Linked DNA regions of Homo sapiens: regions 2 and 3 are each linked to region 1. The links are chromatin contacts, found by Hi-C or POLR2A ChIA-PET in ENCODE. All regions are on one chromosome and are shown on one strand. Each heading gives the region's core, a stretch centred on a gene start or an enhancer-like site at or near the end of the contact. The rest is flanking DNA. Distances are from core to core; before and after follow the strand shown.

Evidence for each region. A loop is a pair of places that touch in the nucleus more often than their neighbours do. ChIA-PET counts read pairs that join two places held with the same protein, here RNA polymerase II (POLR2A). Pooled maps may share reads with other maps.
Region 2: a pooled map shows a loop between it and region 1 (2.3-fold over the local background). The contact joins two enhancer-like sites. A Hi-C loop is called at or near these places in 2 of 50 pooled maps. POLR2A ChIA-PET finds 5 or more read pairs at or near these places in 6 of 52 experiments (AG04450, BJ, PC-3 and 3 more).
Region 3: a loop to region 1 is called in a pooled map, with 4 times the contacts of the local background. The contact joins two enhancer-like sites. A Hi-C loop is called at or near these places in 2 of 50 pooled maps. POLR2A ChIA-PET finds 5 or more read pairs at or near these places in 3 of 52 experiments (B cell, H1 and WTC11).

What each region holds. Positions count from the first base shown.
Region 1 is chr19:16,415,886-16,419,116 of GRCh38, forward strand. EPS15L1 (epidermal growth factor receptor pathway substrate 15 like 1) reads right to left here. Exons shown (of 24, transcript NM_001258374.3): 11 at 2,063-2,219; 12 at 1,667-1,752. Among named protein-coding and RNA genes, the nearest start is that of EPS15L1, 54 kb to the right of the region's middle. RefSeq lists enhancers at 1,710-1,779, 1,810-1,859, 2,005-2,608 and a silencer at 1,960-2,039. Within about 2 kb of position 1,891, at least 8 of the 41 ENCODE cell types and tissues checked have a DNase peak (open chromatin) inside an H3K27ac peak, as active enhancers do.
Region 2 is chr19:16,282,527-16,285,510 of GRCh38, forward strand. KLF2-DT (KLF2 divergent transcript) reads right to left here. Exons shown (of 2, transcript NR_186323.1): 2 at 833-1,195. Among named protein-coding and RNA genes, the nearest start is that of KLF2-DT, 41 kb to the right of the region's middle. Within about 2 kb of position 1,430, at least 33 of the 41 ENCODE cell types and tissues checked have a DNase peak (open chromatin) inside an H3K27ac peak, as active enhancers do.
Region 3 is chr19:16,610,811-16,613,751 of GRCh38, forward strand. All of the region lies in intron 1 of MED26 (mediator complex subunit 26), which reads right to left. Among named protein-coding and RNA genes, the nearest start is that of MED26, 16 kb to the right of the region's middle. Within about 2 kb of position 1,266, at least 7 of the 41 ENCODE cell types and tissues checked have a DNase peak (open chromatin) inside an H3K27ac peak, as active enhancers do.

The sequences.
Region 1 (3,231 bases), core at 641-3,140:
GCTGGCCCTGCATCCTCAAGACACCCTCAGCCTTGTCAGGCTGCACATCCTTGCTGATCGCCAGTTTGGATAACACGGCCCCCAGGAGCTGAGACAGAACAGGAACCATCTGCTGCACTGAACATGAAGTGGGATGCCTGACTCAGGCCGTGGCTCAGGTTTTCTAACCAGCCACCCACCTTGATCCCCTCCAAGACCTAACCTGCCTTTGCTCATCAGGGCTCTGCTAACAGCACAAAACCAAGGCCAGAGGAGCTGATAGAATACTGCACCTGTTAATATGACCCCCGGGGATCCCCCAGCTAGGACCAGGATCCATCCTCCCTGGGAAAGTCAAAGCCCTTTCCATTTTCAGCCAAGTAAACAATCTCTTTCCCACAGAGGGCAAAGCACCTTTGGGCCCTTCTGCATGGTGCCCCGTCATCACAAGAGTCCACCCTGTCCTAGAATCGACTGGAAAAAAGATGCTGGCTGGCACAGTGGCTCACGCCTGTAATCCCAGCACTTTGGGAGGCCAAGGCCAGAGGATCACTTGAGCTCAGGAGTTCGAGACCAGCCTGGGCAACATGGCGAAACCCCATCTCTACAAAAAATATAAAAAAATTAGCCAGGCATGGTGGCATGCACCTGTACTCTCAGCTTCCTGGGAGGGTGAGTGGGAAGATCACTTGAGCCCAGGAGGCAGAGGCTGCAGTGAGCTGAGATCACACCACTGCACTCCAGCCTAGGTGACAGAATGAGACTCTGTCTCAAATTAAAAAAAAAAAAAAAAAATCTAGCCAGCATGGTGGTGCGTCCTAGCTACTCGGGAGGCTGAGGTGGGAGGATTGCTTAAGCCTAGGAAACAGATGCTACAGTGAGCCATGATCACACCACTACGCTCCAGCTTGGGTGACAGAGCGAGACCCTGTCTGAAAAACAAACAACAAAAAAGGATGTCATTCTTGAAGAGGATCCAGAGGGGAATACAGGAAGTGACTGCATTTCTTTATACCAGACTCTAAAAGTACAGACAGCCCATCCAAAGCCCTCGTTTACACATGAGGAAACTAAGGCACTAGGCAAGAAGGGGAGCCACAGACCTGGAGGCCCCTTCACACCTTCAGCTGCTGGGTCCTAAGCCCGCTCCTCGCCATCTGAGACCCAATTGCCCTAGCTGTCAAGGATAACAAGGCCTTCCTAGCACTGGGGAGGGGCTGATGCCTGGGGCTACTGAGCTGCGACCTGCCTGAGACCACAAAGCTGCCACAGGCTCTGCCCATGACCTGCCTGGGACAACACAGCTGCCACAGGCTGTGCCCATGACCTGCCTGGGACCACACAGCTGCCACGGGCTCTGCCCACGACCTGCCTGGGACCACACAGCTGCCACAGGCTCTGCCCACGACCTGCCTGGGACCACACAGCTGCCACCCACAGGCTCTGGTCAAGACCTGCCTGAGACCACACAGATGCTACGGGCTCTGGCTGAGGCTGATTCAAATGGAAGATGTCATTCTTCAAGCCCCTTGAGCCAGTTTAGGACCTCAGAAGCTGTATCTTTTCCTTCCTTCTGAATAAACCTGTGATGAGCAAACTTCCAGGTGAGCCTCTGATATTTCCGATAACAACCTGGGAGAGTTCGTGTAACATCTGGATGTGGAGGGAAGGGCCGTTTCCAACATACCTTTGTAACTGGGCAATCTCTTGACTGATGTCATCAAGCTCCTTCACGCCAGTAAACTCCCCGGAGCCGAGAGAGCCTGAACTGTCCTAGAATTGAATTCAGAGGCGAGATCTCTAATTAGCAACCTGACATCACCTGACAGGAGGCACCAGCAGTTCTCGGGCCCAGGGATAAAATTGTCCCTTTAGTACACAGGGTGAGGTAGCAAAAGTGTCAGCCCCCTGCCTGGGGAAATACCTGGGCAGCCAAGCCACCCTCCCGGGGGCCCCTGTTGAGGAAGGCAGGGACCACAGGCAGCACCCGCCACCGTGGGCTCATGTGTGCCACCAGTGCCACCTGGTGGCAGGCGGTGGGAAGGGATGTCAATACCCCCAGGGCATGACCAGCACCACTCACCGGGCCGGGCGTGCCTCTCTCCGAAGGCGGGACCATGTCCGGCGAGAGGACTTGAGGAGGGTCGATGCCTTTACTGACCTTCTGCTGAATGAAATACATAGCTAACGCGAATTGGTCTTTGCTTAACTTCCCCGTTTGCCTCGTATCGGCCAGGGCCCTGGGAGAAACGTGGGGATGCTAATTACACATCACAGGCGCCGACTCAGCCTGAACCCAAGTCACCGATCCCTTGCTTTTCAAAAACGACAGCGACGAAAACAACGGCAGGGCGTGGTGGCAAGCCCCAGCTCCTTCCCTACTTCACATCTCCTTCCCAGGAAGTGGCCCAGGGGTTCCCCGCTCCCAGTGTCCCCCACCCTAGGAGGGCTGTCAGGGCTGAAGAACCCCAAGCCCCTGACCTGGGCTGAGGAGCCGACCCCCTGGGAAAACCTCACTAGGGCTGAGATGCAGCTGCCTCTTCCTTTGGCTTATCTCGTGCGTGGGGCAGGCTCTGATGCTGCAGGCATGGAGTAGACCAGCCCTTCCGTGGAAATGGGTGCTGAGACCAAGCATTGTCCCTGTAGCTCTGGGTCATCTGAATGGCCCCGGCTACTGGCCTTCAATGGGGATGACAGCAGCACTTTGGGGTGTCATCATGATGAAGAAAGAATCAGCAACGACTCTCTTTCCTTGTTATGAACGGAACGTTTATGTCCCCCCAGATTCCTATGTCCAAATCCTATCCCTCAATGGGATGGTGTTGGGAGGTGGGGCCTCTGGGAGGTGATGAGGTCATGAGGGTGGAGCCTCAGGAGTGGGATTAGTGCCCTTATAAAAGAGGCCCCAGAAGGCTCTCTCTGCTCCTTTTGCCATGTGAGGACACGGCAAGCAGGTGGCCGTCTACAAACTAGGCAGTGAGCCCTCACCAGACACTGGATCTGCTGGTGCCTGGATCACAGACTTCCACCCCCCAGAGCCGTGAGAAATGTCTGTTTCTAAGCCACTCTGTCTATGGCACTTTGTCACAGCAGCCCAATGGTCTAAAACACTCCTCTTGTGCCCAAATGAGGCTGCCACAGGGGCATGGCCACAATGCACAGGACAGTCCCCCACAACTAAGCGTCCCCTGCCCACATAGCTCTTGGATGTCCTGAAAGATGGGCCAAGGCAGCATCTGAATAGCAGCACAC
Region 2 (2,984 bases), core at 180-2,679, 130 kb before region 1:
AGGACGCACCTGCTCCAGGAAGGGAGGTGGGGTTGCTCTAGCGACGATGAGCCTGGGGTCTAGGTGGCAGCAGCAGGCCAAGTGCCAGGCGCCCCAGGGATGGGGAAGGATTGATTGAATAAATGTTTAAAGGAACGAATGAGTGGATGCACAGGTGGATGGGGAGGGGTTGTGCTGTAACCACCATGAAACAAACTCCACACTTTGATGAGCCACGTGGAGAGGGAGTGGGCAGAAAGAAGAAACTGGAAGTTGGGCCGGGTGCGGTGGCTTATGCCTGTAATCCCAGCACTTTGGGAGGCCGAGGCAGGTGGATCACCTGAGGTCAGGAGTTCCAGATCAGCCTGGCCAACATGGTGAAACCCTGTCTGTACTAAAAATAGGAAAATTAGTTGGGCATGGTGGCACATGGTGCAGGGCTGAGGCAGGAGGATCGCTTGAACCCCAGAGGTCAAGGCTGCAGTGAGCCGAGATCGTGCCATTGCACTGCAGCCTAGGCAAGAAGAGTGAAACTCTGTCTCAAAAAAAAAAAAAAAGAAAGAAAAGAAAAAAGAAATTAAAAAAAAAAAGAAAATATTACCTAGAGTAAAAGAAACCAGACATAAAAGGCCACATATTGTACAATCCTATCTATGTGAGATGCCCACAGAGGCAAATCCATAGGGCCAGAAAACAGATTGGTGTTTGCCAGGGACTGGGGGTGGAGAAATGGGAAGTGACTGGTAATGGGGACAGGGTATCCCTTTAAGGTGATGAAAATATTCTGGAACTAAGTAGAGGTGGCGGTTGCACAACACTGCATGTATAAAATGCCACTACTTTAAAAATGGTTAATTTCATGTGAATTGCACTTTAATAAAAATAAACAAGTATTTAAAAATCCACCAATGCAAACACTTCTCTGTTCCTCTGTGGTGGAGGAAGGGACACGCGCTTTTTTTTCCGACCTTAGGAAGGAACAAGGGAGCCGGGGTCCCCTCCCAGCCTGGGAGCCCTGGGCACAGTCCCGGCTCATTTGTCAGAGCTATCGGAGCCGTCCTCGGGCTGGTGGGAGTTCAGGGCTCTGAAAGGTTTTCTGTCAAGGCTTGAAAGGGGGCCAGGTTTTTTTCCCCCCGGAGCCGCGCAGTCTCGGGGCTGTTGTTCTCAGCAATCGCAGGGCCTCGTGTTAGCAGGAAGCACAGCCAAGTAGGGTTTCCTGCGTGTTGGAGAGAGGAAGCTCCGTAATGTTCTGGGAGGCGATGGTTAAAAATAACTCCGGTATATAAAGACAGCGGAGGGTCCCCTTGTTCGCTCACTCGGGCGCCGGCCGGCTGGACGCAGGGCCGAGCAGGTGGTTTGGGGCCTCGGGAAGGCCAAACCCCCGCCTCTGGGCCCCTGGCTGGGGAAGACACCAGCCAAGTTCAGAGCCCCAAGTCGGCCTCACTTCCACAACTCAGCGTCAGGGACACCGTGGGCGTTTCTGTTTCAAAACGCTTTTCTCCAGCAAAGAACGTAACCTCAAGCTGCTGTCAGGGTAGAGGAATCCCTGCCCCCCGCCGCCACCCAGATAGGTTGGGCCGTGATTTTGGCTGTGCCTGGCAGTGACGATGTAGCGCACCCAGGCTGGGGGGCGCTGGCAGCCAGGGTTCAAATCCCGGCTCTGCCACCTAACGCTGGGACTCAGTTTCTCCATCTGTAGAATGGAACTAACAATAGCTCCTATGCTGTTGTAAGCACTAAACACAGAAGTTAAGCTTTGGGAGTTAGGAGGGTGTGACCTGGGAAATGGATGTCTGCCCTTTCATAAGCAGATTTTGTTTTGTTTTGTTTTGTTTTGTTTTGAGACAGGGTCTCACTCTGTCACCCAGGCTGGAGTGCAGTGGCAAGATCACGGCTCTCTGCAGCCTCAACCTCCCAGGCTCAAGTGATCCTCCCTCCTCAGCCTCCCAAGTATCTGGGACCACAGATGCACGCCACCACGCCTGGCTAGTTTTCTTTTGAATTTCAGTTAAGACAAGGTATCACTATATTGCCCTGGCTGGTCTCGAACTCCTGGGCTCAAGAGATCCCCCCATCTCGGCCTCCCAAAGTCCTGGGATTACAGACATGAGCCACTGCGCCTGGCCACAAGCAGATTTTTAGAGTTGTCATTGCCATCGGAACAGCTGCCCAGACAGCAAGAAGAGCAAAAGCCTGTGTCTGGGGTCAATGCCAGGGTTTGAGGCTTCCAAGCCTAGGTGACCCCACAACAGATTCAACACATACAAAAAGGATCACAAGGACATGTTATAAACATCTCGATGCCAAAATATTCAGTGACAGGGATGAAATGGACACATTCCTTGAAAGACACAAATTACCAAAGCTTACTTAAGAACAAATAGATCGGCCGGGCGCGATGGCTCGTGCTGTAATCCCAGCACTTTGGGAGGCCGAGGCAGGCGGATCACCTGAGGTCAGGAGTTTGAGACCAGGCTGGCCAACATGGTGAAACCCCGTCTTTACTAAACAACAAAAATTAGCTGGCCATGGTGGCGGCCACTGTAATCCCAGCTACTCAGGAGGCTGCGGCAGGAGAATTGCTTGAACCCCGGAGGTGGAGGTTGCAGTGAGCTGAGATCGTGCCATTGTACTCCAGCCTGGACAACAGAGTGAGACTCTGTCTCAAAAAAACAGAAAAGAAAGAAGAAGAAAGAGAAGGGGAAGGGGAAGAAGAGGAGGAATAAGAGGAAGAAGAAAGAGAAGGGGAAGGGGAGGAAGAGGAGGAATAAGAGGAAGAAGAAAGTAGAAAGAAGAAGAGGAGGAGGAAGAAGGAGGAGGAGGAGGAGGAAGAAGGAGGAGAAGGAGGAGGAGGAGAAATAGATCACCCGAATATCCCTGTGTCTATGGGATAAATCAACATTGTTGTAAAAAGAACTTCCTACAGGCCAGGCATTGTGGTGGGTGCCTGTAATCCCAGCACTTTGAGAGCCCAAGGCAGGAGGATCACATGAGGCCAGGAGTTC
Region 3 (2,941 bases), core at 16-2,515, 190 kb after region 1:
GCAGTGTGACAGCAGGAGGGCATGGGCTCTGTATAATGGGTGGCCAGGAGAGGCCTGAAGAAGTCCGACTGTCACAAGAACTGGATGAGGGAGAAGGTTCTCCCACAAGAATGAGGGCAAGGGTTCAAGTTAAGCTGAGAAAGGAAAGAAGGGCCCAAGGCCTGTAGCATGTGTAGATCATGACAATAAGGAATGTGGGCGTCTATTCTAAGGGTGATGGAAAACCACTGAAGGATGTGAAGTGACAGTGGTGTCATCTGCTTATCGGTATGGAAGGGACAGGACCAAGAGGGAAATGGCCAGGGTTGGACTCGAGATGGAGGGCAGAGGAGGGCTGGAGAACATGCATCCTGGCAGTAGCCCCCGGGCCTCACAGGTGGAGTAGGTGACTAAGGTGAGAGGAAGGCAGAGGCATGGACCACTCCAGGGTGTTTAGCAGAGCCATGGGGTGTGGCTTCACTGACTGTGTGGAGAAAACCAGGTGTTGTCCAGTCATTTTTGGTGGGATGGACCTCTGGGAACATGAAGAACATGACTGGTGGCCTTGACTGGAGTGTTATGTTGCACACTAGTGTTCTGAACCTTCCGGAAACGTATGAGAGGGGAACTAATCCTCTCCACTGATTGCAGTACATAGAGGCCCGCAATCCACTCCACAGCCGATTGCTCTCTATAGTGCTCAAGTGCTCTTCAGGCTAGAGCAGCCTACTTTTATTTTCATTTTTTTACAGTTTAATTGAAAAGACAATGGAGCATAGGGGAAAACAAACCAACCCATTCCCCCTGCCCCAACCAACACAAGTGCTTCCATTTTACCCCAAGTTCTAGTTCTTTAGGCATCCAGCCTATCCAGATGCCTGAGTCACAAAACCACTCCTTTCCCCCTCATGGTAAGGCCTGCCCATTTTTCTATAGAGCCTTCAGAATCACGCTTTCGGCTATAGGCTATTTGACTCTGTGGATGCACCATGATTCTGAAGCTTCTCCCATGCTGTTTAAAAATAAACTTCATTAAAAAAAAAAGAAGTAAATGGAGACAAGGTCTTGTTATGTTGGTCAGTCTGGTCTTGAACTCCTTGCCTCAAGCGATCCTGCCACCTTGGCCTCCCAAAGTGTTGGGATTACAGGCGTGAGCCACCAAGCTCAGCCTGTAAATAAACTTCCAAGAGTAAAATTACTGGGTCACAGGACATGAGCATGTCTATGCCTCTTGCTACATAAATAGTTTCCAAGAGGGTGACAGTGGCTCTGAGCTCCTGCCAACAGGGTGATGCAGGTTGTTGGGGGTGGGGTAGGAGATAGGCCGGGAGAGATAAAACAGCAACCCGCTGGCTTAACATCCAGTCTTGATTACCCACCAAGGCCATTCTGCCCACATGTTTTTGTGCAAGGTATATGTTCCAGGTATCAATTACGTCAACATTTTTCTGTCCAGTAAAATCTTGGAGATCTTATGATTATGATTACTTTTTGTGTGTTTGGTTTTTTTCTTGAGACAGGGTCTCGCTCTATCACCCAAGCTGGAGTGCAGTAGCGTGATCTTGGCTCACCCTAGCCTCAGCCTACACAGCTCAAGCGATCCTCCCACCTCAGCCTCCCGAGTAGCTGGGACTACAGGCACATGCCACCAGCCCCACCTAATGTTTGTGATTTCTACTACAGACAAGGTGTCACTATGTTGCCAAGGTTGGTCTCAAACTCCTTGCCTCAAGCGATCCTCCCACCTCGGTCTCCCAAAGTGCTGGGATTACAGGCTGGAGCCACCATGCCTAGCCACAATTGTTGATTCTAAAGTATGTCTCTACACAGGAAGAATATTGGCTATTGCTTCTGAAAGGCAGCTTCATGTGCACAAAGTTGTATTTTGATCATCCCCACCTGCAACTGCAGCACAGAGAGATTTGGAAAAGTACAGGCAGCTTTTAAACCTGCTTGTGAATTTCAGCCTAAGCACCTCTTCCAAGGAAGAGGCTCTGGACCCTGACGTCTGGGATTTTGTTCTACAACCAATTTCTTCCTGTTTTCCCCCGAGGGAGCATTTAGAAATGTGTAAATTATGCAATGTTGTCTTGTAACTGCTCCTTGCTGACACTAAAGGAAAGACTACCCTTGAAAAAGAACAGCATTTGTGAAAATCAAAGTTCAGTATCTACAAACTCATCTAGGGGTGTAATACCCCCTAGCTCCTGAAAAGTCGAGAAGGGGCTTATACATGTTTAGTACCTACTAGGTACTAAATTTCCTTTCAGGCACTGTTTACCTTTAGTAGGATAGGGACGTCCTCACTTTATAGAGAGTATTAATAGCACTGATAAATATTTGATGTGATTTGTCCAAGGACATATAACTTGGAGACGGAGCTGTAGAGATTCGAATCCAGGTCTAATTCCCAAACTCTTACATATTAAATACTTTTCTTTCTTTCCATCTTTCTTTCTTTGGGAGGAGGGGAGAGGAGGCTTAGAGGATTTCTAGTTGATTGTTAAACCTATTCATCAACCTACTCATAAGAAATGAAAAGCCTCCCTTCTCCACAAGAAAAGACCTCATCAACTGGAGCTGACATGGCTCAAAGGCTCTAGAGATGTCAGAGGCCGTGTCTGGCTGGGGAAGGGACACGGGATCCTCTGCACTCCACAGCAGCTCAGGCACAAACTCCCCCACTTCCGAGGTGGAAAAAGACAGCAGAGTCCCCAGCTCTCTACCCAAGGCGCTTGACGGGCACTGTCTAGGTGGCACTGGCTTCACATGCATCCCCCTTCCCTCTACAGTGGGCAGCAGTGTTATCTCCGGATGAAAGCAAAGGCTCTGAGGGCAGAAGGAGTCGGGCTCACAGCTGTGCAGTGCCAGCGACCTAACCTCACTATGCTTCAGTTTCCTGAATCAGCCCATCTATAAAATGGGATAATTCTTAGCACAGAGTGAGCACACAGTAAGAGTT